2 separate regions of the Homo sapiens genome follow, and region 1 is linked to region 2. Evidence: chromatin contacts called from ENCODE Hi-C or POLR2A ChIA-PET data. All regions are on one chromosome and are shown on one strand. The core of a region is the stretch at or near the end of the contact, and the rest is flanking DNA. Distances in the headings are between cores, read along the strand shown.

Region 1 (2,700 bases), core at 108-2,607, 100 kb before region 2:
AATGGTATTTCTAGTTCTAGATCCTTGATGAATCATCACACTGTCTTCCACAATGGTTGAACTAATTTACACTCCCACCAACAGTGTAAAAGTGTTCCTATTTCTCCACATCCTCTCCAGCATATTCTTAAGCACTATAATTACTAGCATTTTGCTGGGAATTGTGAAAATAGAACACAAGAAGAGTAAGTAGAAAAAAATAGTAAATTTCAAGCCATTAGAAGATGGATTGATAAACTTTAAAAAATTGCTATGATCCATATGCAATAAAACAAAACTTGTGAAAGATACCGCCTATTTACTGAATGGCAGAAGACGGTTCCTCAAGAGCCGCCTATGGGAGCAGTGATTTGTTTTTCCATGTCAAATCTAGTTTGTCCTAAAAGCAAACAGCTGCCAAAAGCATATTCTGCATTTTTCAATAAATTTTCCAGTTCTCTATTTTTTAATACTTTCCCTCAACTGTCCATGAGATCTTGATCTGGCCTACCGTGGTCTTGTCATTTGGAATGCTTTTCATGATTGTAACTCCTGCCATTCTGCTCCAAAAAGTCATAGAATATTCATTTTTCAATCAAGTAAAAATATATTGTAAACAGGAAGTCTTGTTAAGGTACCTAAATACAGGTGGCTTTTCCAAGTGATGAACAAAGAAAGGTTTCCATTTGAAGTCCATAAATGCATTAGCCCCGAGCAAAGCAAACTTACCTTTCATCACTTCAAACACCTGTGTGTTCTGCTTCTTTTTCGAAATGTATGTTCTAATATTTGTATATGAAAAGACAGAGATTCATAGAATTGAATACAAAGCCAAAAATATACACAAGTAATAAAGAGGGAGCCTCAAAATAGTGGGGGCAAGGTGGACTATTCAATTATGGTTTAGGTAATTGGGTAATTATCCATAATTGGGTAGCCATCTGAAAAAAAGTAAAATTGAACCCATACCTCACACGATACACTAGGATAAATTCCAAATGAATTAATGTAAAAGGTAAAAATGTAAAAACACAGAACCATAAATTGCTGAAAGAAAACAGGATGATTTCTTAATAACTTCAAACTGTAGGTCTTTCTATGACATAAAATCCAGAATCACAAAAGAGAAAATTGCTAAATTTGCCATTTAAAAAATGTGAAACTTCTGCATGGCAAAAATAAACAAAATTTCATAAGCAAAGGCATAAGTTAAAAAAAAAATAAACCCTGCAATTTACACAATAATCTCTTTAATGCATAAAAAGCTCCTACAAGTTAAGAAAAAGATCAGCAACCCAATAGAAAAATGTGCAAAGATTATTAAAAGACAGATCACACAAAAGGAATGTAAGTGGTTCCTGGGCGAGGGTGAGGGCGAGGGCGAGGAGGGCACTGCACAGAGCTGGGACCAGGGTGGGTAGGGGAGGTGCTTAGGGCACGTAAGTGAAGGAGACCTGGAGAACTTAGTAAATGCCTCCTTAAATTCTTCACCCAAGGCACTGCACTCACTTCATCCTAGCCCAGTCCCTGAAGGTTCAGTTCTGAAGCATGTGAAAAGATGCTTGAGCTCACTCAAAATTAGATAAATGCAAATGAAAACTAATAATACTACAGGAGATACCACTTTCCCCTTATCAGACTGGCAAATAGCCAAAAAGTGGATAGCAAACCACTCTCATACATTGCTGATGGATGTGTTAGTTGTTTCAACCACTTCGGAGGGCAATTTGCCACCCACTAGCTATCAAAATCACAAATACATATGAATTCTTGGCTCCCTTTTAAGAATTTATCCAACAGTTATTGCAAACATGTAAAGGGACCCATGTACCAGTATATTAACTGCAGTGCTGGGGCTCAGAAACCAATACCCGAAAATATAGCACTTTAACATGCTGGACTGAAGTAAGCACCTCAAGGTCTCTCTGACCTTACCCTACCTCCACCTCCCTTTAGCCTCTCAATGTTCTGTCTCTCCCAAAGCTGTTCTCTGGAGTTCCCTTATCTTCCTAAAGTCCACACCTGCCAAAGAAGAAAACAATTACCTCTGGTCCTTTCCTTGAGTTTTCATTAACTCATATCGCAGGAAGAAAGACTCAAGCTGTCAATGCCTGGGCAGACTTCTGTCACAAACCATCGTCTTCTATTTTGGTGCCTGATATGGTTTGGATGTGTGTCCCCTCCAAATTGCATTTGGAAACGTGATCCCCAGTGTTGGAGGTAGAGCCTAGTGGCAAGTGTTTGGACCATGGGAGTGGATCGCTCATGAATGGCTTAGCACCATATCCTTGGTGATGAGTTCTCAGTTCATGTGAGATCTGATTGCTTAAAAGAGTCTCCCCCTTTTCTCTCTCGCTGCTGCTCTTGCTATGTGATGTGCCTGCTCCCACTTCACCTTCCACCATAATTGTAAGCTTCTTGAGGCCTTACCAGAAGCTGAGCAGATGCCAACACCATGCTTCCTGTACAGCCTGCAGAACCATGAGCCAAATAAACCTCTTTTCTTTATAAATTACCCAGCCTCAGGTGTCTTCTTTATAGCAGTGCAAAAACAAATGAACACAGTCCCATTCAGTATTTCAAAAAGAATCATTTACCAGCCATTGTCTGCTCTGTGGGCCCAAGAGACTTTGTCCCAGGTCACTGCGTGTTCTCCAAGTCCATTCATTTCCCCGTAAAAATGTTACTATCCCTCAAATTGCCACATTTCCCTCATCTCCA
Region 2 (2,700 bases), core at 106-2,605:
TTGCTAATTAGAAATTTTAACTTTTCTATAACTTGAATTTGAATCTCTTCTGTTTAAATGACAACTGAATTTCAGATTTAACAAAATATTATGAACTCATAATAAAGGGTATTAATGTATTTGTTATCTACCACTTCCTTCCCTGTATCTTTGGGCCCTCACCACTCAGACCAAGGTTGTAACATTTTTATTCTAGAAGTTGAAAAACACTGCCCTAAATCCCTTGATTAAAAACATTCTAGAAGCTTGAGCATTTTGTGGGGAGAGGGAGACAGTGTGTGAACATGCCTCACATGTGCTGGCTGAGCAGGGGATGGCCTCCATCACTTTATTTCCTCTTCCTAATGGATTGCAATGCGAAAGGCCATCCACCGAGGTGATCTCTCCCCAATGATTGAGATTCTTTTTTTCATTGACTGTGTTCTGCTGCAGTCCAGCCCCTCAGGTTTGGCCTTCCACATCATTCCCCGACAACCCACCCCCATGCCCTTCTCCAAGAAGGATGACCTCAAGTGTGAAATAATCTCCAGCATCTGTTTGGGGCTTTGATTTTGTGGGTTTATTTTACACATCCTAATTCTGCAGGAAACTCCCTGCAGATGTGGAGAAGCCCTCAGTTACTGACCCCTTGTTAAAAGAAACAGCCAGAAACCAGAAACATGACCAGGAAGATAAACAGCTGTTGAGGTCTCAGCTGCTCTCCAGAGTGGCATCATCTTCGGAAATAAGCCTTGCATTCATCTTCACCGAGGAAATTGGGCCTTGAAGTTCATTTAGTTAGAGATGGTAAAAGCATGGCACACATACCTCCCACCCTTCTCTCGCACCCGTGACAGACATCACTCATCAATCATTATATCCTTTTTCTCTGGGTCTGAAATCAGCCCCAGAATTCTCCTCAAAAAGGGGTCCAGACAAACTCTGTGAAACCATATTAAATATATTTGTCATTCTAGAAGTCTAGGTTCTAAGGGATAAAGATTCTGAAAAGAAAAATTAAATAAAATCTGTGCATTTTTGTTGGGAGGGGTTGGGGAGAGGTTAGGGGGTACTTGGTTCAAGTCCTAAACAGAGTAGGAAATTCTGTTTCCTTGAAATACCATCTCAAAGCCCACAATACTGATTTAAGAAAAGAGCCCTCAACTAAAAGCAGAAGAAGTTGCTGGGGCTGACAAGTATTTGCATTTCCTGAACGTGAGCTGTGTTCCAGGCACTGCTCTAAGCACCTCACATGTATTGTCTCATGTAATTAACAGAAGATGATTCTGATGCTAACATGACCCAGGATTCAAGACTCATTTCTCAGATCCAACATGTTTCACAGATGAGTGCAGCACAAGTCACACAAGACAGCTGCCTGCCAAGAGTGCGCTCACCCTCCCCAGACCTGAGCTCCATTAATTCTGCTCAGGAAGGAGGGCCTTTTTCAAATCCAGCACAGCCCTGGCCCATCTGCTCCAGTGTGTCACTTAGCCATAGTCTGTTTCTGAATGTGCAGCTTCAAAAAGAAGCAGATTTTGTAACGGATTCCCCCTTTGTCCCAGATAGACAGCACAACCTCCATGAAAGATGTGCATCTTCCTTCTTCCAGTGAAGAAGTTCTGCTGACAGTTCTGAGCACTATGAGGGCCACAGGTCTATCCTGCAACAAACATATCAGGCTAAGGGCTTACTTTCAAAGAACTAGAGAGAGGGAGGCTGGTTTGTTTCTTCTCCTAGGCTTGGGTCAGACACTGGCAAACTGACTCATTTGCCTTGATGGGCTGGCATTTGGCCGCAGCCTTGGTCAATGCCAATTTCAGCGTTATTTGGCCCTTGGGGATTGTCCATGGGTCCTGGGTGACAGCCATGCACCAACTGCCCCCAGAGCTGGGGAATGAGAAAATGACATGAACAATGATAAAAATAAAAATGAGAGCTACTGACTGTATTGGATGTTTAGTAAGCACTCAGAAAATGTACCAAAGGCTTCATATACACTCTCATGCTGAATCCCCAAATTCTTCTGTGACCTGTTCATCTAGAAAGCTGCCGATGTCCACCTCTTAGAGAAATGGTTCTGTGGTAGTCGAGTGTCGGTTTCAAAGCTAGGATTTTGAAGAAGTCCTTTAACTCTGTTTCCCCATTTGTGAGAAGAGATTACCCTTATGTTTCATGTTATGCATCATGAAGAAAAATGATCCACAAAAATATGCCTTGGCTATTCTGCAGAAAAGAACAAAGTAAGTTCTCAGTTTATGACTGTTATGGTTGCTGATATACTGCTCTGGCTTCCGGTTTGCTGGGTGTATCTTATCACACTGTCCTCCATATGTGAATCCTAAACCTTAAAAACAATGTTTCTTTAGATACTTTCATCAACTCAACTCGAAACTAAAACAACAGGCTGGGAGGCAGTGAGTTTCTTGAGGGCAGAGGTTGTGTCTTACTCATCTCTGAATTCCACATATTTGGCTTAAAAGAAACAGGCAAAAATGTTATTTGAGGATAAAGACCAGAGGGAGGTTGAGAAAGGGAAGAAAGAAGCCACAACCTTCTGTAGCATTATCTTGTCAACGAAAGTTCATATATTTTCAATAAGCATCTACTAAGCCCCGTAAGAGAAAAAGGTTTGTTGTCTGCTTGGTACTACCTTAAACATTGGGTGTTTGATGCAGACGCTGCCTTTACTGAGTGGGAAATAGCCTTGAGTAAAGTGTG

What was found. Hi-C counts contacts between places; a loop is a spot of excess contacts on that map. ChIA-PET counts read pairs that join two places held with the same protein, here RNA polymerase II (POLR2A). Pooled maps may share reads with other maps.
Region 1: a map of ascending aorta shows a loop between it and region 2 (3-fold over the local background). The contact joins two enhancer-like sites. A Hi-C loop is called at or near these places in 4 of 168 maps with a recorded cell type or tissue (PC-9, ascending aorta, cardiac septum and 1 more) and 4 of 50 pooled maps. POLR2A ChIA-PET finds 5 or more read pairs at or near these places in 1 of 52 experiments (PC-9).

The regions. Positions count from the first base shown.
Region 1 is chr15:71,436,793-71,439,492 of GRCh38, reverse strand. All of the region lies in intron 7 of THSD4 (thrombospondin type 1 domain containing 4), which reads right to left. Among named protein-coding and RNA genes, the nearest start is that of THSD4-AS1, 250 kb to the right of the region's middle. Within about 2 kb of position 1,357, at least 2 of the 41 ENCODE cell types and tissues checked have a DNase peak (open chromatin) inside an H3K27ac peak, as active enhancers do; they include PC-9, where a contact is called at or near this core.
Region 2 is chr15:71,333,711-71,336,410 of GRCh38, reverse strand. All of the region lies in intron 6 of THSD4 (thrombospondin type 1 domain containing 4), which reads right to left. Among named protein-coding and RNA genes, the nearest start is that of THSD4-AS1, 150 kb to the right of the region's middle. Within about 2 kb of position 1,355, at least 3 of the 41 ENCODE cell types and tissues checked have a DNase peak (open chromatin) inside an H3K27ac peak, as active enhancers do; they include PC-9, where a contact is called at or near this core.